3 separate regions of the Mus musculus genome follow, and all the other regions are linked to region 2. Evidence: chromatin loops called from intact Hi-C (ENCODE). Cell type or tissue: heart. All regions are shown on one strand. Links, peaks and the distances in the headings refer to the core of each region. The heading gives the core; the rest is flanking DNA. Region 1 has its middle 30 kb from the start of Gm36153. Region 2 overlaps Pde1a (phosphodiesterase 1A, calmodulin-dependent). Region 3 overlaps Pde1a (phosphodiesterase 1A, calmodulin-dependent).

Region 1 (10,845 bases), core at 1,170-9,169, 280 kb before region 2:
GTAGGACTTCTATGCTCTAGTTTAAAATTTTCAGTAGGGACGATTTACGTTCTTTAATGACTAAGACACAATTAAAGTCTCACGAAGGCTCACCTGATTTAAGGAGTTAGAGTTACATGTAATGCCATTTTACTTGATTATATTTTGTTATCAATGCTGTGTAATATTGGGATGGAGGTGGGTGATTATCAGAGTACTGATTCAGGCAATCTACCCCTCCCCTGTGCCCATGTACATTAAATCCACAGGGGAGGCCCCAAAATGTTTTTGGATCTAGCATGTGTTAATCTAATATCCCTCGGTGCTGAATTTGACATTTCGGAGTGTGATGTTAATGAACACATTCCAACACTTATTTCTGAGCCCTTTTCTCCTTGGACCATCGGTGGAGGGAGAGAAGACTCCAATGAGATGGAATTTCATTTAGCACAGAGACCAATTTTGTTTATCAGGTTTTTAAGATCTGAAGTCTATGTCACTTCAGTTATTGCAGTCTCAACACTAATTAAAAAAATTTCCCTATTGTCTCAGAGCAAGCAGCTTTACTATATTTATTTGTTTGTTTGTTTGTTTTTGTTTTCGAGACAGGGTTTCTCTGTGTAGCTCTGGTTGTCCTAGAACTCACTCTGTAGACCAGCCTGGCCTTGAACTCAGAGACCCACCTACTCCTGCTTCTCAAGTACTGGGATTAAAGGTGTGTGCCACCACTGCCCGGCTTCGTAACTAGCAGCATTATCTATTGTCTATGTATTAAAATCTAGGTTAATTTGTAAAATCTAGGCAGCAAATACCTTTCGTGAACATTATTTTGTGATTGAATGAGCGTTGTCCCGTGGGTTTGGTTTATTGAAACAAACAAGCAAGCAAACAAACAAACCCTCCCGCCCCCGCCCCCCCCCCCCCAACCCTGTAATCCCTGCATTGCGTCACTCTTTACAGCTAGGATTGTGTTCTTGGCTATAGGCTCAACTGCGGAAGCTGACCAAAGGATACGAAGTGTCCTTGTATGTACCATCACCGGTAACAACGTTAGATTTCGGTTTGAGTCTAGTCGGCCAAGTACTCAATTCCTCAAACAGCTCAAGTTCTGCTTTTCTCCTTCCATGAAGACGGTAGTTGCAGATGAACGTTTAAGCCAGCAGAGGGGGCTATGCCATCACCTGCCTCCTACGGTTCACGAATCTTCCTTTCTGCACCCTCCTTGCTGTGTTTACCCATCTATCTGTAAGGCCTTCCTCTGCTGCCAACTTTTGCATCACATCCTTTATTCTGTAGCAATAGTCCTTACATTTATATAGCACTTTTGCCGCGCATTATGCGTCTTCAGAGTTTTCGTTCGGTTTATCTAAATCAGGGCTTGTCATCTGACTCCAGGAACTGGATTTCCTTATTAGAAAGAGGGTCACTACTCCCTGAGCTCAGAATGTCACGAGAAACACACATTGGCGTCTTTTTAGCCTATAACTGGATGCTTTTTTAAAAACATAGTATGGCATTTAGTCCGCTAGAACCACACAGTGTTTATTATACACACATACCCTGCCAATTGCAAGGTTTTTAAAAAATAGGTCTGGGTTGAGAGTTGAAGGTCTTCAAACAATTGCCCCAGACAGAAACTCAGTTTCTTAGAGCAGTCTCTCTCAGAAGTGAGTGAACTTCACCTGCACATACTCAGTAGGTATTTTGGTCCTTTATTATTTTTTCTCACTAGATGAATTGGGACTCCTCCCCCCTTCTTCCTCTTCTGCTTAACTTCTGTTGTCAACGACAGACTAGAGTGGTTTTGATAGTTAATTAGCTTCCTGCATAACTGACATTGAAAAGCTGCTTGGTCTACACATGTCTTTAATGCAACCTGGAAGAGATGATTCTAGAGCTCTTTCCACCTAGTATGACTTATTCTTCATGGTGTCCGTATTTTAAGTGGTACCATGATACTGGACTTAATTTTTTTTTCTAGTCTTTTCAGAAAACAAGATGGCATGTCTTTCTCCAAGTGCTCTTGTTCCATCTCTGCAGAGCTACAAATCTATCTCAGTAGAAGACAAGTTGACTTCTGTAAGTCTTGGGCACATTGTAAAAGCAAGACACGTTTGTAAGGACCTCACAGGAACTATGACAGATTGCAGATGGTTACAGGTGCCAAGTAATGCGATGCTCTGGGAAGATGTGCCACCTAATCTCACCATACTATACTGAGAAGAGACCAGAGACAAATCCTGCTGTTAAGAGCCAGGCATCCATCTGGGTAGGATGCCATCTCACTATGGTACCTTGTCTGGGGGTGCAACACCCTGGTAAAGCCAGTAAGAGCAAGGCTCATCTCACACGGCTGCTGCCTTTAAAAAATTCATGGAGCAGAATCGTTCTGGCAGATCTGATATCGCTGATCTTTAGCTGGGTGAGTTTACAGTGCTAATTCAGTCAGTCTCTGCGGTATGGTCAACTTATAAACACAAAACACTGAAACCCAAACCCAAATCTGCAAAGAAATCAAAGTGCCAATTTTTTTGTGTTACCCACAGTTCATGATAAGAATCCGAATCCTCTGGTAGCACAGGCAGAACCCACTTTCTCTGTGATGAGCTACTCGGGGTCCAGTCTTATTAACAGGATGTCTACTAGCTAAATATTTTTTCTCATAACATTTTGTAGTTACTGCCAGTTAAAATAAACCTTATTGCATTTATTTATTTTCATTTATTTGGGGTAGCTTGCAGAAGTCAGTTTGATCCATCTACAATGTGAGTCTCAGGGATCGAACTCGGGTCATTAGGCTTGGCTGCAATCACCATTATCTGTTGAGCCATCTTGTTTGCCCAGCACTGTCGGTGTTGAGGACTCAGTCAAACACGGAACTTTTGGTGACAGGAGGCTCTTCTTTGCAGGTGATTTTGCTCACTGGTGATGAACCGAAACGATATTCTTGTCAACTGCGAAGAAGAGTGGCTGAAGTTTTCTTTTGCCATTATACTCTCTTATTTATATTTTATATCCCCACAGCGTCTAACAGAACTTTATTTTCAACCAAAACATAACATTTTGTTTTCTAAAGAGGGAAGATATGAATCACCATTTCAGCATACTTAGAGGAAGAAAATTTACTTCAGGCAAGTTCTTTCCTATAGTTTGCTTTTAACATTTATGGTAATTTGCCTCCGTAGGGAAAACTACTAAAAGCATTCCGCTTACCTATGGAGTAAGAAGCCGGCAGAACTGCCCCTCTCATGTCCTTTCATGCTACGGATGCTAAATATGTTGCACTTGGCATATTCATCACTTTCATTACACATTGGACTTCAACAATTCATCTTTTTCATTACATATTGAATGTCTTCTAATAATGAGGTCTAAGAGACTAACTTGTAGTTTGCTTTAGATACCTCAGTCTTTGTCTTGTCTGTAGCATAATGATTTTGGTAAATATTGTTCTACTAGTTGAACATCTGATGAGCTTTTTACTAATAGAGGACTTTGATTTGACAAAAAAAATTAAGTGTACCTCGGTCTCCAGAATATCTGTAAAGTTCTGACTGGGAAATGTCCATCACAACCCTGGCTTTGTACAGATGAGGAAACTTGGGAAGAAGAAAGTACTGTGATGATTTTATGATGTAATAGTTTTATTTAAAAATGCCCCCAAAGAAATAATTTTATCAGAGCAAAAAAAAATTACAGCATACACACACACACACACACACACGCACACGCACACACACGCACACGCACACACACACACACACACACACGCACACGCACACACACACACGCGTGCACACACACACACGCACACACACACGCGTGCACACACACGCACACGCACACGCGCGCACACACACGCACACACACGCACACACACACGCACACACACGCGTGCGCACACACACACGCGCGCGCACACACACACGCACACGCACACACGCACACACACACACACACACGCACACGCACACGCGCGCGCACACACACACACACTAGCCATCAGCACAGTTCTCTGAAGCAGGTTTTGTCCCTCAGAGAGATTAAATCCCAGATGAAAGATGAAGCCTTAGGAACCCCAGAAAATCAATCAGAGCCTCCCTGGTTTAGGAGACCATTCCAAAGCATATAGCACATCCTGGAGGGCGCAAAACAAACACATGTAGTGTTGTAATGTTACCTTCTGATAGAATTTTGCTAGACTTGTTTACCATATGGAACTGTGTCAAATGGAGAATTCCCCAGATCAGTTACACTGAGCAGTATTTGAGGGAAACAAAATATGATTAATAAAACAGGCAATGTAGGAGCAAGACAGATTCAGAGAGCTACAACCAGCAATGGAACATGATAAGAGGATCAAGACACAGAGCAACTTGATTGGCTGTAGCTAATTTATTAGTCATTGGCTACAGCTTAGGTAGTTGTTTTTCATTAGGTAATTATCTGCAGTGCCTTGAGTGACAACTGAAGTACAGTTACAGGGATAAAACTCTATTGATTTGGTACGGTGGGCCCAGCACAGGTACCTCGTCTTAATGCATACCTCTTCAAAAATTTTTATTTAATCATTCTTTGTAGCAGAATTTCCCCCAATTAATTTAAGTATTAATACAACAAGAAGTCTGTGATTGGACAGGGAAAAGGGAGCCGGAGCTAAGAGTTTCTGGGACAGGGACAGGAAGAGAGAAGAGGGGAAGGAAAGAAGATGGAGGAAGAGAAAGATGATCCAGATTCCATGTGGCTATAGGTAGCTATGAATATCATATGAGGGATGGATAATTACAGGAAAATTTGTCTTATCTAGGTGGACAATTTATATCAATATTAATTTGCTCTGAGTAAATTGTGTGGACATTTTGTGGGGTGAGAATTTACTGATAGGAATCTGACTTATAAATTCCAAGCCTCTTGAGTTTTGATTTTACCGGGTTACTGGGGTTTGGGCCCGCTGACCACAGGGGTTGGATAGCTGCGAATGTGAGCAGAATCCACAGCAGAGAACCAACAGAGAGTAGCTGGGTGCATGGGATGGTGCATTTAAAAGTATTTCCTGTAACAATTCTTCCCCTTGGGTTACCCTCTTAAGTTAGAGTTTGACCAAACTCTTGGCATCTGTGTCACTGTAAGTAGCCATGGTAACCATGATATTAGATATAATTCAAAAAGCCATTCATAATTTATAGCACCCTTATGTCCACACATTTCAGTTCTTGTCATTCTACACAATGAGAGACCATTTAGCAGATGGCTGCATGCAGACATTTAAGCCTGAGAAGATAGCACCAGGAGGGCTGCTATTGCATCTCTTAGGAAGAGAACAGTAACAATTTGGCATTCCCAAATTGTTTCCCAGTCAAGGCCTGCAGAAAATAAGTCCATTAAAATGGAATGATTAAATGATGACTGATAATCATTTTTGTTTCTTGTAATGGAGAATCTTCATTGCCCAACGTCTTTATTTCATGCAACAAAAGTATTCTTAACTGCCAAAACCACTTGCTGTACAGCCTCTGAACTAACATCCCACAGATTCTAATTCATAATAGATGGAGAAGAGTGTCTAGAAGACTGGCCACATTAGCCCAGTAAGTAGCCCAGAAGGCCATGTAAGCAAAGACAAGTCAGGAGCGGGAAGAGCCTCAGGATGGCGGGTGGAGCTGTGATATTTCATCTTGGGTCATATACATGTGAGGTAAACTTTTCCCCAGTGTATAGAGAGTTGGGTTGAATATGCTTAGTCCATGGAGTGGCACTTATTTGGAAGTGTGAGCAAGTTGGAGTAGATGTGGCCATGTTGGAGGATGTGTGTCACTGTTGAGGTGGGCTTTGAGGTCCTATGCTCAAGCTCTGCCCAGTGTGGAAGAGAGAGCCTCCTCCTAGCTTCCTGATGAAGACAGTTTCCTCCTGGATGCCCTAGGATCAAGATGTACAACTCCTGGCCATCCAGCACCATGACTTCAGGTGGCCATGCTTCCTACCATGATGATAACGGACTGAACATCTGAAACTTCTAATCTAGCCCCAATTAAATGTTGTCCTTCGTCATGGTGTCTCTTCCCAACACTGAAAACCCTAATTAAGATAGAAGTTGGTACCATGGACTGGGGTATTGGCCCTGACTATACTTTGTTTGGAGGAATGTGGATTTTGGAACTTTTGATTTGGAAAGCAGTAGAATGCTATAAATTCAGCTTAATGGACCATGATAGTAAGAATATGGAAGACATTGGTGTTGAGAGTAATTTGAACTCTGGGGGACTGGCTCAAGAGGTTTCAAAGAAAAACGTTAGTATATGGCCTAGAGACTGTTTTAGTGACATTTTGGTGACGAATGTGGCTGCCTTTTGCCCTTGTCTGAAGAGTCTACCTGAAGCTAAGGTAAAGAGATTTCGGTTAATTGCATTAACAAAGGAAGTCTCAAAAAAGCTTAGTTTAGACTTTATCCTGTGATCAAGCATAACAATCTGAGAAAGGAAAAAAATGTATGGTTCAAATATTAAAGGGGCACCAGGATATACAAATGGGGCTTAATCCTATGTCCAAGGAGATATAACAGATTAAGGGAATGGTGATCTCAGGGCAAGATCCTACCCAGATGATTTTATTGTTTATGTGTTTACAGTTGAACAGGGATAGTTATGTTAGGTGATATTATGATGTGGTTATTGTTTTCATTTGGACATACAGAAATATGATTATATGTTAGATTGACAAGGGATGGATTGTGATGGCTATTATTGGTTGTCAACTTGGCTATCTCTGGAATGAACTACAGTCCATAAATAGAGGACACATGTATGGTCCAGATCTTGAGGCTGGAATACACAGGCTTCTTGAGGCATAGTGGCCATGAAAACCTTAGGTACAGGCATGGTGATATACAACTTTAATCCCAGGAGACCCATGAAAGCAGATCTCTGAGTTCAAGGCCAGCCTGGTAAAGAGCAATGTCCAGGTAAAGAAAGGCTTAGGTCCAGGCATGGTGGCATATACCTTTAATCCCAGCATTCAGGAGACAGAACCATGTAGATCTCTGAGTTCAAGGTCAGTCTACAGAGCAAGTTCTAGGACAGCCAAGCTTAGGCAGTGAAAGAGTTGGAAAAGAGAAAGCTGGTGATGTTGTAATAGTACAAGAGGGGCCATGTTCCAGCTCTAGCAAGCAGCAGAACTCAGCAGCTTTGGCCATGTGGCTTTGGCTTTAGAGTCAAGTAGAAGGGGTTTCTGGAACAACTGATGCTGGTTAGCTGGAGGTAAGAAATTAGTGGTGATTAAGAAGAGACCAGCATCACTGAAGTGAAATCTTCTGGGAAGTGTTTTCTGAAAGCACAAAGAAGCTGTGTTCCAGGGATAACCAAGTTTGTACCTTATGCTGAAGCTGGACATGGTAATATGTAGGAATCATCCAGATGGTACTGGCTTTGAAGGCAGGAAGGGGGTCTGGAGGGCTGCTGAGGCTTGGCACTGTGAAAGGCCAGGAAAGACCACTGGTAAAGGTACAGCATCAATTGTAGTTTACAACCTAGGACTAAAGAGATCATGGCAAGATGTTGAGGCTTGATACCATGAAGGGAGTCTATGAGAAGCTATTAGTGAAGCCTAGTTGGAGCAGAAGACTCCTGCATATTGGAGCTGCCAATACCATTGGATGACCAACAAAAACAGCAGCAGTGGAGTGGAGTCAACCAGAACCTAGAGTGCTACAGAGGGAAGAGCTGGAGAAGTGATTCAAGCACTTTGGGGGCAGGGGGAGAAGGGGAAATCCCAGACATTGGAACAAGAAGCTGTGAAGTTGAAGTTGCCTTGGAGACTCCAAGATATTAGAGTTCCCAGAGCCATGGGATATCTGCTGAGGAAAGCTGCTAACAGGGAATGGAACCATTTCAAGAGAAAGAAATGTGTTGCCATTATCAAAGCTGAAAGGAGTTGGACATCAGCCATGGAGATAGAGTTTGGAGTTTGCCCAGCTATTTTTTGGGTCTTGCCTTGGTCTAGTATTTTTTCACTACAGCTTTTTGGAATGGTAATATATACATACTGTACCATATGTCAGAAGTATGTGCTCTGCTTTTTTATTTTGATTTTATAGGGATTACAGTTAAGAGATTGCATGGATCTCAGAAGAGACATTAGACTTTTAACATTGTTGAGACTGTTATAGACTATGGGAGTTTTGAAGTTAGACTAAATGTGTTTTGCATTATGCTATGGCTAGGTATTGAACCATAGACTCATGAGTTTGAACAAACCTACGGGGACCAGGGAGGGGAATGTGGTCGTTTGAATATGCTTGGTCCAGGGAGCGGCACTATTTGGAGGTGTGGCAATATTGGAGTAGATGCCTTGTTGGAGGATGTATGTCATTGTGGGGATGGGCTTTGAGATCCTTTGTTCAAGCTCCACTCAGTGTGGAAGAGAGAGCCTCTTTCCGACTGCCTGCTGATGCCAGTTTTCTCCTAGTTGTCTTAGGATCAAGATGTAGAACTCTTGGCTCCTCCAGCACCATATCTGCCTGCAAACTGCTATACTTCCCACCATGTTAATAATTGATTGAACCCCTGGCACTGTAAGCTAGCCCCAATTCAATGCTGTTTTTTATAGAAGTTGCCTTGGTCATGGTATCTCTTCACAGCAATTGAATCACTAACTAAGTAAGTACTCTAAGATCCCTAAACTGTGTACAGTTCTAGGAACCCAAAAGGGGCCTCATGTTACAAGATATAGGATCAAGTTTTGAGATTTTGAGGCTTTCACTGAAGTAACAGCCAGAGAAATTAAGAAAGTTAAATTCCCATATTTGGTATTGTCCTTTTTTCTCCATGATGATTGGTGTAAAAAGACTTTTAGAAATAGAAGTTTAAAGACTCAGGACAGACCATATATGTGCTCATGCCCCCATGAGTCCTAGTTTAATATTAAATTCCTTTCCCAACTCAAGTTTGTAATATGGTCTCTTTACAAGGGCCATTGTGGGCCATCTGATTTGGGTCAGATTTGGTTTATAACTGCATTTAAGTTGTTTCACTTAAATTGTTGTTTCACAACAATCTTACTTACATAACTGGGTTATGGAGTGAAAGTCTGTCAAAACATTTCCTTGTTATCCATCAATTCCTGTCCCTCATGATGTGTTCAAGAACAGCCAGTGTCTCTGATAGAATTCTACTCTACTCAATGACAGGATTCCCAAATTACAAAAGTCTAGTATTTGTCAGAGTCTGTTCTATGAATTTCCTTGAATATGAAACTCTTCAGTCCAGAATAAGACATAAGCATCTCTTGGGGAAATATTGAACTATGACATTCAGTGGTTTAGCCCAGTCGGCTAAGAGCTACTATGTGTTGCCTAGAACACAGCTTGTATCTAAGGTAGGGATAATCAGCCCTGTCAGCTGCTTGCCTTCTAGGTTTGTTGGTCAGGATGGAATACACAACATTCATTGCTATTTACCTTCTGGTTTTGTTAGCTTTGGGCCAATTCAAACCTGGGTCCTTAGTTCATCTTTAGTGTGCAGTCAGTTCCAGTATCTATCTAATCGGCCATGAAAGGCCACTGTTTGAAAATGAGCTACAGGCAGCTTGGAGGTTTCCTCACAGCAGGGTTTAAATATGCCTTCTTCTGAATTTTTTAAATTTTTCTTTCTATCAGGGTATTACAGATCTGTGATCAAGCACTTTGTCTTAGAGGAAGCTGACATATTCGCATTTGCATGTCTCAGAAGAATACGTAGGAGGGAGAGAGCTGTAGTTACAAAGATCTTTTATTCCTTTTCTGTTTGCAAAAACATTCTGTGTAAACAGTACATTAGCTTAACTGGTTTGTCTTGTTAGATTGTTTCTAAAAGTCTTCTGGATGCACCAAAAGTAAGTCCAAAGGCAGAAGATCTAGTCTAGAGTTTGATTTGTGAAAACCTTTCAAAAGCATCAAAGGTTCAGAACTCTCCATCAAAGAAACCCATAGTCAGTGCAGAAAGATCACTCACTTAACTAAAGTGATAAGACTTCACATACTACCACAAAAAGCCAAATAAAGTGGAGAAGACACAGGATCTTCAACAGAGTCAAAATTTCCCAATATAAGCAGACAAATCTTTGAAGAGAGCCTTGCTTTTAAGCACAGGGAACCACATTCTAAGTTTGTGAACTTACACATTTGTAATAGTGTGCATTTCCTAGAAAAACATTTTTAAAAAAATTTATATATTGTATGTATGTGAGTACACTATTGCTATCTTCAGACACACCAGAAGAGGGGATGAGATCTCATTAAGATGGTTGTGAACTACCATGTGGTTGCTGGGAATTGAACTCAGGACCTCTGAAAGAGCAGACAGTGCTCCTAGTCACTGAGCCATCTCTCCAGTCCCCTAGAAAACCTTTTTTTTTTTTTTTTTTTTTTTTTTTTTTTATAGTTGATATGGCAAGTTTATTTTTTTTTTTCCATTTTTTATTAGGTATTTAGCTCATTTACATTTCCAATGCTATACCAAAAGTCCCCCTTACCCACCCACCCCCACTCCCCTACCCACCCACTCCCCCCCTTTGGCCCTGGCGTTCCCCTGTACCGGGGCACACAAAGTCTGCGTGTCCAATGGGCCTCTCTTTCCAGTGATGGCCGACTAGGCCATCTTTTGATACATATGCAGCTAGAGTCAAGAGCTCAGGGGTACTGGTTAGTTCATAATGTTGTTCCACCTATAGGGTTGCAGATCCCTTTAGCTCCTTGGGTACTTTCTCTAGCTCCTCCATTGGGAGCCCTGTGATCCATCCATTAGCTGACTGTGAGCATCCACTTCTGTGTTTGCTAGGCCCCGGCATAGTCTCACAAGAGACAGCTACATCTGGGTCCTTTCAGTAAAATCTTGC
Region 2 (8,000 bases), core at 1-8,000:
AAGGAAGAAGGGAGAAATGACTCCAGACAGCTTTCATTTGACCTTCACATGTGCTCTGTGGTACACACACTTAAACATGCATATTACGCATGCACATACATGATAATAATAATAAAAATGAAAGAATGTAAATTACCATGAACTTACTTGTGAGAATAAGATGCTTTGGAAATGGAATCTTGATAGCAATGGCTTTTGTGTATGTAAAATTCAGAGGTGTGTTGAGGCAGAACAAGCTTTACCTAGAATAATAACCACATAAAATGTGCAGAGATGAGTCCCATCTATTCACAAATAAGATTAAAATATTGCTTTAAAATGGCAACCATTTGGCATAGCTTTATAACTACTTGACATTTGAACACATATGTGAGTACTTAAATTCATTTTCCACTCTGCGGTATAAGCAAAGGCTAGTAACCAAAATTCTCTTTAGTCATAACTGGGGAGGGTTTCTAACTTGTAAACATCAGAACAGACATATTTGTTTTTAACGTGACTCAGGAACTGATGACATTGTCATGAGTTTGATCACACATGTGCACTGTATTTATTTCCTTTTCTTGTGTTTATGGGAAGAATTGATGAATATTAAATATTAACGAGTTAAAATACAGTTCCTGGGGCTGGAGAAACGGGTAACTACAAGCATGGGCTTCTCTTACAGAAGACCTGAGTTTTGTTTCCAGCACCTATGCTGGGAAGCTCACAATGACCTGTAACACCAGCTCCCAGAGACTGACAACCTCTTCTGACCTCCACAGACATGCACTCATGGGCACACCCCTCTCCAACAACCCCTCCCACACCCCAAACACATACACTTGAAACAAAACCTTGAAAAAACTTTGTACTTTATCATAAAAATGTTGCAAAAACTCACAAACAGAAATTAAGCAAACTATACAAACCAATGAACTATTTTAAACACAGTAGCTGTTTGGAAGAGAAAATGTTGAAATTGCATAATTTATTTACTATTTTCTAGTACTATTCTACTATTATTTACTGGATATATTTTATTCTCTTAAAAACAAAATCATAAAAATATAAATAAAACAAAAGACCTCAACTTATTCTTTTTCTTTTCAAATTAATTTGAGTACTTATTTTTATCTAGGGAAGAGTAAAGTCAAGAATCTAATCTGCAAACTGACTTAACACTTCAGATGTATGTTGGCGGAGCTGGTGGTTTCTGGAGGCTTATTAACAATGTGAGATCAATCAGCTTACCTTGGTGGGTTGAAGGCACAGTGCTGGAGTCTGTATTATTAGGAAATGTCCCAGTGTTCCACCCACACAGGAGCAGGTCACTTACAAATCAAAGGAACAAGTGTGGACTAAGATTCCAGGCTTTTTAGTTTTTAAATTTTATTTTGTTCTTATCCTGTGTGTGAATCTGCTTGTATGTGTGGAAGCATGAGCTTGGGAGTGCCCTTGGGTATCAGAAGGTGGTGTCAGATTCCATACACCTGGAGATAGAGGCCATTGTGAACCCCTAGATGTGAGTCCAGATGTGAGTCCAGATGTGAATGCTGGAGCCAAGCTACAGTTTTCTGCAAGAGTACTTGCACTTGTAGCTACTAAGCTGTCTCTCTGCAACTACTAAGATTCCAGTTTTCATTTTGAAATGGTGTTCAAGGTAATATTCGGTGCTAATATTTGAATGTTATCTAAAAATCTCTTCACTTATAATTTCTTTGTGTTCAAAAACTGCATTAATTTTCCGTTCCCTAAAAAATCTTGCTAGGCAATTGACTCTTGATTAGCGGGCTTTTTTTTTTTTTAACAGTTATAACAAGTGATAACTTGTTAATTCAGGATACTCCCTGTAACAATGATGCTAGCCTTCATTTTCAATCTATTCTAAAACCTAGCCACCCCCCCCCAAATTACAAATATCTATCTTTAACTTTTAATGATTGACTGGTAACCTATAGATGATTTAATACAAAGCCTGACTTGGACTGCAACTACTAGAGAGAAAAACTATAACAATATCGTGAATAATCTAGGCTTATTGCCCCTTTACCATGATGTGGTGTTATATACTCCATAGGCTCAGAATATGTCCTTGGTTTCGAAGCGACATGTACCATAATTGTAGATATTTACACATTGTCATATTCTGTACACATTGACAATGTATACAGAATAAACAGGAAGAAGCAAAATCTGAAGGGTCCCACTGGTAATTAAATGTTCACAGAGGATGAAGTGACATTATCTTAATACTCCATTTGTGTTCTACAGAAAATCCTATAGCCAAATATCAAGATATGTTAGTATATCAAGCAGAGAAAAATTTGTGAGATGTTATCAGCATGCATTTGTTATTCTGTATGTCAACTGAGAAATGAAAAATTCCAGAATGTGAATCCAGATGAAAAGCAGTCAGTAAACATGCTCACATGTGCATTCCATAAGGATATTTCATAATTTGTCTTTTAAACCAAAGAATTTTGCAGTTTTCACATGCATATAGACTTTGTCTTAGTAAGAGTTTCTATTGCGGTGAAGAGATACTATGATCACTTAAGATGACCATGGCAAATCTTAAGAAGGAAAACATTGAATTGGGGCTGGCCAAGTACCAGCAAAACTGGAGAGGATCTGAGAGTTCTACATCTGGATCTGCAGGCATCAGGAAGAAAGAGTGACACTAGGCCTGGCCTGAACTTCTTAAACCTCAACCCCCCCCCCCCCCCAAAGCACACACACACACTTCTTCCAATAAGGTCACACCTACTTCAACAAGGCCACACCTCTAATGATGTCACTCCCTATAAGTCTATGGGAGACAATTTCATTCAAACCACCACAGGCTCCTAACGTCCATAAATGTTGGAAGTCTAAGTAATTAAATAACTCATTACATTTAGAAGACAGGAGTCTGTGGAGATGGCTCAGTTATAAAGTGCTTGCCAAATAAGTATGAGGACTTGAGTTCATATCTCCAGCACTCACATAAAAAGCCAGGCTCAAGATTAGGTGCCCATAACCCCAGCACTGGCGAGGAGACTGGAGGATCCTGGGGGGGTGGGGTGGGGGTTGCTGTGTGGCCAGTATGCTGGAACTTTCGCCTCTCTCAATTGATGTAGAGAATGATAACTGCATGCTGATAACTTTTTAGGAAATTTTCTTTGCTTGCTATGCTAACCCATCTTGATATTTTGTTATAGGATTTTCTGTAGCACACAACTGAGTATTATATAACATTCCCCCTAGGTTATATATATATATATAGTTTTATAAATCTCTCTCCATATATATATTCACATGTTTCTATGTTAACAAGTCCTATTTTGTAGTTATCACACTGAAACTCTTGGGCCCAGCCCCAGTAAAATGCACTGTTCAGGTATTCATACCTCGTGTATGCAATGCACAAAGTCAAGCTGCTAACTTTCGTAAATGATTTTAAAGTCCTTGCTTTAATAGCTGAATCGGCTAATGGTGTGTCCCCCACTGTAGATAAAATGCTTTCCCTACTTAACTGAATGTAACAGCTGCGTTTTGCTTACAAAACCTTATCTAAAATAAATGCTTTCTGCCACATCTTGTGTGGACTCCTTGCAGCAGCTTCTTAGGCCAGCTGGCAACTGGGTAGGACACCCACACAATTAAAAAGAAAAATAACATTTTTTTCCTTACACAAACAAAATGCTACTTTACAGTAAATTGAATGTAACTTTACAGTAAATTGAATCTGCTTTTTTTTCTTGATAGTTGTATTTTTATTGTATTCCTGTTTATGTCTTTCTTTCCTTTCTCCCTCTAATTTTCTCTGAGAATTAAATGTAAAGTTAAATTACTTGGGTATCTCACTTGAATTCTACATTAGTATTTTATGAGTTCAGTCTCGGTGCTTGAAGCAGTAATTTTATACAGTTCATTAAAGTCTTTCCGGTCTGCAGAGAAGGAGCGATAGTCATGGCCGTCACTTCACTCTGAGGAGCAGAGCCAATGGCTGTGACCGATTACAACGGAAAGTTGACGTCCCGAGGCTGGCTTCTAAAAGCCTCCAAGGAAATGACTCATATGTGACAGACATGGGAATGCTCCCCCCAAGCTGAGATAGGACTTTCCTCTGATATCACCCTGTAGGGAGCTTTCATCAGTCAGTGTTTTCTTTAGTTCTTAAACCCTGGTGCTGAGTTTTCCCCCACTCAAGCTAAATAATCCAGTCCTAACAACAGCTGCCAATAGTGGCCAAGGCCTGCCAACTTCCTAAGTCATTAATACATTCATCTAAAGGGCAGACGGCCCTTACTATAAGCAATGCGGATGCATTCGATGATTCATTAGCTGAGTTAATAAGCATTATGAAGATGGTAATTCTTGCTGGGCACGGTGGCTCACTTCTATGATCCAGCATTTAGTCAGCTGTGGCTAGATCACCGTGAGCTTCAGGTCAGACTGAGTTAAGACTGAGACCTTGACATAACTGACAATAACCAGCCTCAGGAAAACCTACAGATCCAAGCCAACAAGAAAACATCTCCTCAAAAGATGGTAATTGAGATGACATTAGGAAAACTCTGGTCACCCTGAAAGCAGGGAGTTTGCAGAATTAGCTCACCCTCGTCATCTGCTCGATGTCAGAGCTTAGTGAAGTTATGTTTAGGACTTATGAGAGTCAGATTCTACCTATTTTAAATGTATTTCTCTTCAAATTATCCTATGAAGAATACCCTCTTGTCATTCGCTGTACCTCTCGGCAATTCCACCACAACAAGAAAAAAAATGATAGCCCAAGAAGAATGCAGCCTGTCATTTACTGTGCCTCCTGGCCATACCACTGAATCAAGAAAATGCAAAATGGGTATCCTGCAGAAGCCAGCTCCAAATTTACATATTTTGCTAGATAAAGAGAAGCTATGCAGGTTGTACAGTTGTGAAGACCTGTGACATTTCTTGAGTTGAGAACATTCAGGAGTCTGAGTATAGAAAGAAGGACCTAAAGGCCAGTGATCAAGCAGGTTTGTAAAGATGGTGGTGAGTTTCAGTGAGTGCTGTCCTAAGAGCTGGCTCAGAGGGGGCACTATCTATCTAGTCTCTGCTTTGATGCCTTCCAGTTATCTCCACACCACAAATTACATAAAGAATCTAAGCAGACCACTATAATCACCCTCTCAGAGTCTGCATGCCCATTTTGTTATGCCTTCTCAAAGGTGGTCTGGCCTCATGGTGAGTGTTCCTGTTGTTCACAACCCTATGAGGTCTGTTTCTCCCATGCCTTTCTTTGCTTTAGTTGATAACCACAGGACCTTAGAACATCTTCCCAGACAGTGGCAGGATTTGCTAACGTAGCTCCAAGCTGGGCAGTAGTAGTTAGAAACTGTGGTTTAACTGCATCTACCCGGAGTCAGAAACCCTACTGGAAGCAGACTATGCATGACCATCTCTTGGTGTGGCAGCTCACTGCCTTTACATGTGGATATCTGCCCTGCCAGATCTCTGACAGACAGACTTCAGTTCACAAGCATGGGCTGTTTTCTGTCTCTGGACATGCTTGACTTCCAAGACTCCTGGAAATTTCCTGCCCCAGCCTGTCTCAGCTGAGCCACCTGACCTTGACCTCTGGCTCTGGCAGGTTGTTGCTGTTTTTCAGCCTGCTTTTCTGACAATGTTCCTCTTCTGTTCTCTTTCTGGTCAAGCCATGAGGTTCCCCCCCCCCCCCTATTATTATCATCGCATTTTTTCTAGACAGCGTATTTTAAATGTGTTCTCTTCTGGAATGATTTTGTATTCACATTAGTATTAGTATTAGTATTTTGTATTCACATTTACACATATAAACATCTGGGGGGTTCTATATGTAGAATATTTACATTCTCTTGTACAAAAGCATGTTATCAGTGGCCTTTGTGAACCTGGAGGTGGCTTCATGAGTCTGTAAATTATGTAGTCATTTGGGTTAAAGGTGACTCACTTTGATTTAAAACCATGTTGTTTGCATTTTAATGTAAATCTGAAATTTATCCTTGAATCCTTCCTTACATTATAAGTGACACAACTTTCAGTGGGACATGGCATATGGACGAAGACCTTGACTCTAGGCATACTTCGCTGCACCTTCATGTGGCTCAGATTTGGCCTCTCTTCCCCATCTCCTCTGTCTGCCCTGGCTAGTAACCACTGCTACCTTTAGCAGGTTGGGAGGACAGTGCATTGTATCCTTGGGGGAACATGTGTAGGAGGAAAGGGACGTCCACATTCTCTGGGTGCTTTGAAAAATAGCCGAATGGTAAGCACATGAGGCTTCAGGCTGGGGTGTGCCAGTAACTGTCTTGGTCAGACAGTGCCAGGACAAAGACTTAATGTTGTCCTCTGATGTATGTCATGGTACACATATACACCTGCATTCTTACACATACATACATGTGTGCATAGATGAACACACACACACATACACACACTGTACATGCCCATAAGACACATATAAGTGAAACAGCACACCCAACTGAAGAGATAAAGATTCTATCTAATAATTGTGATTTTTGTTGTTTCCTTTATTTAAATGTAATTGTATTTTATATAAAATTGTCAATAGAAGAAATAATGAAGCCTTGATATTTTCTCTTTGTATCATTTCTTGTGAATTATGCATCAGGCCCTTCATACAGACATCCTTGTGAACAATCACTTCACTTCTACTTTTTCTGAAGTGAAAGCATAATACCTAGAAAATAAAGGCTATACATAAGCACTTTCTATAAATTATCAACAACAATTTTCAGTAAGTAACTTCTTTGGAATCGTTTATTATAAAAAAAATCATCTAAAGATATAGGAGATGATGTTCTGTGGAAACACTACCTTCCATAGCTCTTAGAATCATTCAAGTGCCCTGAAAAATGTGAGAACAAATTGCATCTACCAGCAACTGAAAAAACATCTCTCAAGGATAATGATGAGTGCAGAACTAAAATACCCAAGGGGACATACAGCATAATTTCAGCCAAAACAATTAAAAAAATAGGCAAAGCTTGATTTATTGAGTTTGTTTCTATGCTGTTTAAGAATGATGGCTATCCCAGAAACTTAGAATATCCAAGATACAATTTGCAAAACACAAGAAAATCAAGAAGAAGGAAGACCAATGTGTGGATACTTTATTCCTCCTTAGAATAGCGAACAAAATACCCATGGAAGGAGTTACAGAGACAAAATTTGGAGCTGAGACGAAAGGATGGACCATCCAGAGACTGCCCCACCTGGTGATCCATCCCATAGTCAGCCACCAAACGGAGACACTATTGCGTACGCCAGCAATATTTTGCTGACATGACTCTGATAGAGCTGTCTCATGTGAGACTATGCCAGTGCCTGGCAAACACAGAAGTGGATGCTCACAGTTGTCTATAGGATGGAACACAGGGCCCCCAATGGAGGAACTAGAGAAAGTACCCAAGGAGCTGAAGGGGTCTGCAAACCTATAGGTGGAACAACAATATGAACTAATCAGTACCCCCAGAGCTCGTGTCTCTGTAGTAGAAGATGGCCTAGTCGGCCATCATTGGGAAGAGAGGCCCCTTGGTATTGCAAACTTTATATGCCCCAGTACAGGGGAATGCCAAGGCCAAGAAGTGGAAGTGGGTGGGTAGGGGAGCAGGGGGGAGGATATAGGGAACTTTTGGGATAGCATTTGAAATACAAATGAAGAAAATATCTAATAAAAAATTAAAAAAAGAATGATGGTTACTGTTGTATAGGGACATGGAGGAGTACAGCCATGTCCAGAGGACCAAATGAAAATTGAGTTCTGACAATATTCTCTTTCTCTTAGATCTAGGGACAATAATTTTTCTAAAAAAAAAAAACCAACAACAAAAAACCCACCAAGTTGTAACTTAAGATGTGTGGACTTCCATTATTCATTCTACACTTGAGTTGCAAAGTGGAAAACAGTTCAATGTTGTAGGAAAAAATCCCTTTGATTTTTCTCTTCATTGTAAAGCAAAATCTGATTCTCTTAATGTGAACTTCAGTGGATG
Region 3 (8,000 bases), core at 1-8,000, 56 kb before region 2:
GAGCATTGGTGAGATCTGTGTTTTTTGTCAGTGATTCCGCTCATTCCCTGAGGTGAGTTCTACTCAGTGGCAGAGGAGCAGAGACCAGGCTAGCGCATCAGGAAGAAGTGGCCCTCTGCCATTTCACTCAGGATGTAATTGACCATGGGATGGTCCCCATGACTGTTGCAAAGTCTGTAGATATGACAAGTAAAAGATATGCTAGTGCTAGCACGGCATCCCTATTTTCCTTTTCTGTTTTGGGGCTTCTGTTCCAGATCTAGGTGATTTTCCAGGAGAGTGCCACTGTGTATCTCACCTTTCATGTTCAATATATCAAGCAAAATGAAAGGTAGGAAATGACTTAACTGAAGCCCTCATACCTTTAGACTTGGTGGAAAGTGGGGCAGCAAAACTTAAAGGTGCAGAGTTCTTTAAGCCAACGTCTGAATACAGTAACACAAGCTAAAGTGCCCTTTGGTCCTTCTTTTCCATTTGTTCCTTCACACTTCCTGAAATATGTAACTTGTGATGTTATATTCCATTAAAATCTGTTTAATGAAATAACAGCACACACTTCTTCCCAGGCTTAATGCAGATAAAGTGACCATTTGCAGATAAATTAATTTTCCATTGTTTGGGTGGGTAGCTGAGTATCCAGTGGCCTTCTAACATTGCATGTCTGGGACTTCAGCATCACAGAGAGCAAACTGTTTACTTGGTTTCCATAGTGATTAAGAGAATACACCATGATGCTTTCAGGGTGCTTCTGGCTGGGACTATCACAAAGGTGGATCCATGTGTTTCAGTAAACACAATAATTAAGACAGATGTCCTCCCTTTTCACCGACTATGACGACCTCTAATCATGCTGCGTCAAGTTGGGTGCATGCATCAGTATGCATCTGTATGCACACATATATGAAAAAGTGTGAGTATATACATAAGCATATATAAGGATATGTGGTGTATATATATATATATATATATATATATATATATATATATATATGTCTATATACACGTATATGTGTGGATGTATAATTTAAAATGCTAAGCAAAGCAAGCTGCATTTAATTTACCACATTAGGAAAAACAAATACTATTTCTGACCTTGGCCCTATTTAAAATCTTAATAAATTGTATTCAGCCTATTTTATAAGAGATTTGGCCTGGTTATTTGTATCACAGCTTTTACTATTTTGTGTAGATGGTTGTGTTAATAAAAGTGATAGACTTTTGTAATTTACTTAACAATGAATGCTTTTCATCTTACTGGATGCTACATTAAACTTGATTGCTAGAAAAAGGCCACTTCTCTTCCCCAAATCAAATTTAAATATTCTCTGGAAAGAATAAATGAAATCATATGCTTTGGGACCCATTGAGATGATTCAGCTTGCGGAGGAGAAGCATGCTGCCTAGCTTAATGACCTGAGTTTAGTCTCCAGGACGTATATGGTAGGAGCAGAGAATCACTGCAATTTATTCTCTGACTTCCATACGTGTTCTTGGCCATGAATGTGTACAGGCATGTGAACATGCATGTACACACACACACACACAATGTATAAATAAAAAGTTGCATTTTTCTCTGTTTTAAGAGAATGTTTAGTTTACAGGCATATTCTCATTGCTTTTGTTGAGATGAATATTGGGCTCAAATGATGTGCTTAACATAAATGCAAGTCTATCCGGACTCCCTTAGTCATTTAAATTTTAAAAATGTAAATTGAATACAATTAAAGTTACATTGGCTTTTCTGTGATCTGTGTGAACAACCTTTAAGTTCTCCGGCTGATGACTGAGTCTTGAGTTTGAGGTAAATAATAATGTGGATTTAGAAGAAACTCAGCTTAATGTTAACTGCCACTATGTTGAGTTGTTTTCATTATGGTCATGAAAAAAAATCATCTCACATTATATTAAAAGGTTTATTTTCTTTCTTTCTTTTTTTTTTTTGTTTTTTTTTTGAGACAGGGTTTCTCTGTATAGTCTTGGCTGTCCTGGAACTCACGTTGTAGATCAGGCTGGCCTCGAACTCAGAAATCCGCCTGTCTCTGCCTCCCAAGTGCTGGGATTAAAGGCATGCGCCACCACCGCCCAGAAAGGTTTATTTTCTATTTGTATGTGTGTGGGTGTTATCCATGCATTCGTGGGTACATATATGTATGTGCCCAGAGTGTGAATGCCTGTAGAGGCCACACTAGAGCACTAGGTTCCCAGAACCTGGAGCTCGAAATGGCTGTGGGTACTGCTAAGAAACTCCCCTGGAAAGGCAGTACGTTCTCTTTACTGCTGAGCCACCACACACGACTCACTTCTATTGGAAAGGTAGATGGACTTAGGAGATATAATAGTATAAACCATTACTGTGGAGACAGAATGCCACTACAAATGCAAAAGTCCCTCCAGGGAAACGTCAAAAGTGTGTTATTGTTTATGTACTTTCGTATGTGACAAAGAAAACCAAGGCATATGGTTATAGTAGAGTGTGCATTGGAGAGGTTTGCCTGTGGGTTTGAGTTTGAATGGTCTCCATACTTAACTTATTGCCATGTAAGAAGTCATGTGAGTTCATGATTGTGTGCTTTTGATGAGGATGGACACACTGATTTTGATGCTTCTCTATCAGTATATGTGCATGAATATATTATGAATATATAATTATCTGGCACCAATGGGAGGGAAGGCCCTTGGTCCTGTGAAGGATCGATGCTCCAGCATAGGGAAGGGAGGTGGGAGAGGGTGGGTGGGTGGGTGGAGAACCATAATAGAGGCAGGGGTGGGGGATGGGATAGGGGGCTTGCAGAGGAGAACCAGAAAGGGGACAATGCAAACAAAATATCCATATATATATATATATATATATATATATATATATATATAATCTTTTCATGTGGAGTTGTATAGGCATCATAATTTCTATGACAGTTTGTTTACAGAAAGAAAATAAGAACAAAAATCTCAAAAGAAACTACAGAATTCGATTAACATTATAACTTCATTTTACAAGAAATGACACTGGAGTCCAGACTGGCAAGACATTTGCCCCAGAGTCACTACAAGACGGGTTGATCGCACACACTTATTTTATCTTTGGTCCATTGCTCTCTCAGCCTGATTTTTACTTCCTGGCATGGATTAGAACTTCTTGATGAAATCAGTAGTTCTTATAAGTCTCATCTCCCTTTGGTGACAGAAAGAAGAAGGTGGTCTTATTTCTCTGAAGTGTTTGCGCATGACTGCAAATAGCTCCCTACCTTTGAGACCTTAGATTCGGCTTTTGTATGGATCATTCAACCAAAACCATGGCTACTCTCTACCTTTCCCTTTATGGCATGCACTTTTAAAACATTATAATCATGCTCTTAGATGGCTCGTTTAATTACATACTAAACCTTGGTTCTGAAATTTAATGACCTCGTCCTGGGCCACCAGGAGCTTAAATAACAATTCAAGAAAGTTTTCAAAATAATTTACCTTGAAGAACTAGAATTTCTGCTCTCTGTAACTTGGGCTTCTGTTCACAGAGTTAACGCCTCAGGTTCTAATGAAATAATGCTCACAAATTGGTTCATGGTTTTCTTTTCCACTTGTTTGTTTTCTCTCTTGTTATAAAATTTAAAATCCCACATACTATAAAATATTATGCACCCGACTATTTGGGTTTATTTATTTACCTGTTTGTTTATTTGTATGTAGATGTGTTTGTGTCTTGTTCTCTCTTTGGTAGTGTTATTTTCATAGTTATAAAGCTGCATTTCAGGACAGCAGCGTCTGGGTACATTTTCACTAATACACTTGAGCAATGCTTGTTTTGCTAACTTCTGGGCTCTGGCCAACACACAGGGACTTCTATCAGTTGACATGGCATCTTCAACCTCTGCCTGAGTGTAGATTATTAGGTTGTGAGTGTCCAAAAAAAACGATGTCTTGTCCCCACACTTCATCCAGTGTGAAAGCAACATTGTAAAATAATTGTAATCTCTTGAAGCAAACCAGCTGTGTAACTTCAGCCCGTCATTCCTCAGTAATTCATACACAGTTCTTACTTTAACAGAACCGACTTGTAGAAGGCACTCACTTGGGACTGCTTAGCCAGCTGTACAACTTTTATTTTGAAGAAAAAAAAGTTGAGCCTCAGAACAGGCTGTTTTAAAGACAGGGAGGGACTTAGCCTTGCCGGCTTGTCCAGCACATGGAGGGAGAGCTCTCATGGCTGCAATAACTTAGTGGGAGCTCCTACCTGGGTGTCGATTGGGCTAGGAAGGTTTCTGTTTGTTTTCTTCTGCTTCTGAGGGTCCTGTGTGTTTCCCTTGTCTGTATCAACGTGACTCTTGGTGGGTTTTGCACACCCTACTCGGTGGGGGAGTGCCCCAACGTGCCTGTCTTATGTGGCCTCTATGGACACACTGCCCAGCTGGCAGAGAACAGGGAAGTTTTCTCCCAGCACCCAAAAAGAGAAAGAGGAAACTACTTTTTCCTTCTGGGATCCTTGCTGCACAATAACTTCCACATTCTCTCCCCCCGGATTTCTGGAGCGCTTTCCAGGAAGAAGTTAAATCTTCATCTTTAAATGGATGAGTATGTCACAATCAGGAAGAAACACCTCCAAAGACCCATCTTTCGGTAAGTCTTGTTGCATCCCAGGTGGCTCCGGGGCTGTCAGCCACAATGGTCTCTCTCCTTCATCTTCAACCCAGAGGAATGTGGCACTAAACAGCAGCAGAGCAGCAAAGGGTGCCTGGAGTTTAACTTCATGCACACTGAAGAAATCCTTTTATTTTCTGCTCCCTGAAGCTCGATACATAAACTCTTTATCAATTCTTCAAAATATGCTTTAAAAACATATTTAGCTGCTCAAGCACATGAGTAACATAGCACTGGAAAAACTTTTGAAACGTTGTGCAATCTCTCCCTGTTGCTCAGTGCCGCTGCACACTCTACTAATTGGCAAATACTGTGCTTGGTTCTTTGAACTGATTATACTCAAGGGCAGGGTTTCTGCGCTATAAACGCTATGTCTTTCTCAAATAATGTGCTCTGAGATAAATTTGAATTTGATAGCTACTGTGCTGGAGTGTATCTCTTCTAGATCCTTTGGGAATATTAGGCAAGCAGTTAGGCAGGAGTGGGTCAAAGAGGAGGACTGTGTAGCATATAGAATGTGTAACCAGGAAAATATGGGCATAGTGTAATAAGTTCGGCTAAAGTTTATTTGGTGTGTGTGTGTGTGTGTGTGTGTGTGTGTGTGTGTGTGTGTCTGTGTGTCTGTGTGTGTGCGTGTGCGCGCGTGTGCGTGTGAATGCTTATTCTCTGGGGCAGCACTGATTTCTAATTATTTTAGCTGGATTGTTTAGTTATCTGTTACATACTTTAGAATTCAACTTTGAGAATAAATGGTTTTTAAATAGGTGGAAAATGAACACATAATTTCTGCTTTTAAGACAAAGGACTTAACCATCAACTTCTTATTATCTTCTTTGAAAATATTGTAAGGATACAGAAAATAGTAAGTGTTAACAATAGCAGATGCTAACTTCAAGCTGTAGCCACTAGTTTTTGATCTAGGGTTAAATTCAGAATAATAGAAATCTATAGAACAGGCCTTATTATTATTTCATCCTGAATATGAGTGGATCTTAAAGAGTGAAATTACATAAAGTCTGTGCATTTTATGCACTAAGTAGATTTTTTTTTTACAGTCTCATTAAAAGAAATAGAATACCTTGGTAATGCATGACACAGTTACAATATAAATCTGTTTTAAAACATTTTGAAGGTAAATTACACTTAAATCCAATATGGACTTAGGTATAATTTATATCTACTTAAATGTGTAGCTGTAAATACTGCAAAGCAACTGCTATAATTGCAACTGTTCATAAATCCAAAATTATCCTCAAAATGCATATTCACCTCAGTGGTCTTCCAACCCTATATAATTAAATAATTTATACAATAATATATTAATATATTATTTTCTACTTTCTCTCAAGTTCATAGTAGTTACAGGAGCTGTACAAACTGGAATCTACTTTTTGTTCAGAAGGCAAGGTGTGTTGGACAGAGGCAGAGCCACCTGGCCATCTTTTCTGTGTATTAATCCCATGTGGGAGTTTGGGGGATGGAGGCAGATGCCCTGGGGCCAAAGCCTCCTTGTATGTTATGTGGTCAGGCTCAGTTATGTGCTCCTTGCTGGTGGGCTTCACCCTATCTATAGCTACAATGTTTAAATACAGAGCACTGGCTCTTTGTTAAAAGTAAGATTTTTCTTTTGTGCCATAATAATTAGAATAAAACATGGTGAATTTAGATATTTTCTTCGTGTTCCTGGTGATCTGGGTGAAGCCTCCTGATTAGTACCAAGAGGTTGTACTTTCGCTTAGGCAGTTGTTTCCAGAAAGTGAAGGAAAGGGATCAAGGTTAGATGTAGCATGAGATCAACAGGCCCGTGGGCACTGCCATTACTGTTACTATGCATGGTGAAGAGCTGAGAGAGGAACATGACAGTTTAGTGTAGTTAGCCATACTTCCTTAGAGCACTTGGGTACCGGCTTCCTCAAAGCTATTTGTAGTTTTAGGCAAGCTGGCAATTGAGGCAAACTCCAGTCTTCAGTAATTTGCCCTATCTTACGGTTCTTCTCTGGGTACCTTGTCCCTTAGACATCGTGTATATTCTGAGTCTCACATTGGAACATTTTTTTTCCAGGCCTAGCTTTTCTTCTTAGAGAACTGTTGCAGATGTTTCTACCTCGGTGTATTTCTGCCTGTTTCTGCACTCCTCAAGGGCTTTGCCTCTGGTGATTAGTCCACTTGGTAAGGGGATCTGTTTCATATGTGCCATTAGGACCACATAAATTTAAAAGAACTTCCATGAATGTGATATCCTAGCTGCTTATAAATAATTCATTAAAAGTTTAGCAAGATAGGTAAGGTATGGAACTTTCATTCTAAAATTCCAAATTTCTTTATGTAGGATGGCTTCTCCTGAATAACTTGTGGTTCCAATCCAGCTGACCTGTACTTCTCTGGCAGACTTTGAGTTCGTTAGAGATATTATCATGTATATGTGAGCATAACACTCAAATGGGAGAACACAACAGGGGGGAATAGTACCCTGGGGAGACATATTGGGGATAAATTATATGATCTTAGAGAAAAGATGCAAAATTAGTTTAAAATTCTTTTTCTTGAGACAGTTAAAGTCAATTTTTAACATCAGCATAATTATTATAGATTTAAGAAAGTAAAAACTGTTCATTAAATAGGAAAAAAAGGTTCTGGAATAATGCACAGTATACTCTGACATCCCATGGCTGGATTAAGAAGAGTCTGACATAACTTAAATCCTGTTTCTAAGAATGTACAGATATTATACAATGAGAATTCTCGAAGTATTTCTCATAGTAAGTCTATCAAATCATTCTTACAATGGTCATCCTTGGAATGAGAATAAATACTTATATACATCTCCACACTATGTGAGCCAAGGAACAAAAGCAAAACTTCTCTAGTGGCCAAGGCAGAATTCGTATCATCTTGTTCATGAATAGTGTGTAGATCTTTGGGATGAGCCCTGAGCATTTGAAAATAATGTTTCCTTGAACATACAGCATGGTTCTTGGGGTGTCTTTACAACGTAAGCATATGCAGAGAAAAGACAAATCTTTACTTCCAGAGGAAATAAGATATGATAATTTTTTTCAGGAAGGAAATAACATCACAAAACAGATATTTGTGTGCTCCCAGTCAACAACACAAGTCTGTGCCCCTCAGTATTTACAGAAGAAAGGTACAGGGGTCATTAAAATCCAAGAGGTAACCCAACCATTAGGCAGAGAGACATTCTACACACACATGACTGTAGGCCTTTAAAGTTCCCTTTCTGTATCAGCAAAGGAAATTTTCTCTGGGGTCTGATAACTGACATTTCTGTCTCTTCCTTGTTTATCATCTTATTGAGAACTGCCAATTTATGTTTTTATATTACAAAATTTAGTATAATCACATGAAAG

What was found. Peaks named below come from ENCODE experiments on the same cell type or tissue, not always from the same donor. Only the 100,000 strongest peaks of a DNase experiment are listed, where the experiment ranks them.
Region 1: it touches region 2 in a loop (4-fold over the local background); 2 of 42 quality-filtered maps call a loop at or near these places.
Region 3: a loop joins it to region 2, with 2.1 times the contacts of the local background. A loop is called at or near these places in 2 of 42 quality-filtered maps.

The regions. Positions count from the first base shown.
Region 1 is chr2:80,257,339-80,268,183 of GRCm38, reverse strand. No RefSeq gene overlaps it. Among named protein-coding and RNA genes, the nearest start is that of Gm36153, 30 kb to the left of the region's middle. In heart, for the core only: no CTCF peak of the experiment used is centred there; no DNase peak of the experiment used is centred there; H3K27me3 peaks cover 813 bases.
Region 2 is chr2:79,979,514-79,987,513 of GRCm38, reverse strand. All of the region lies in intron 2 of Pde1a (phosphodiesterase 1A, calmodulin-dependent), which reads left to right. Among named protein-coding and RNA genes, the nearest start is that of Pde1a, 150 kb to the left of the region's middle. In heart, for the core only: no CTCF peak of the experiment used is centred there; a DNase peak (open chromatin) is centred at 4,023; H3K27ac peaks cover 805 bases.
Region 3 is chr2:80,035,069-80,043,068 of GRCm38, reverse strand. All of the region lies in intron 2 of Pde1a (phosphodiesterase 1A, calmodulin-dependent), which reads left to right. Among named protein-coding and RNA genes, the nearest start is that of Pde1a, 90 kb to the left of the region's middle. In heart, for the core only: no CTCF peak of the experiment used is centred there; a DNase peak (open chromatin) is centred at 4,118; H3K4me3 peaks cover 398 bases.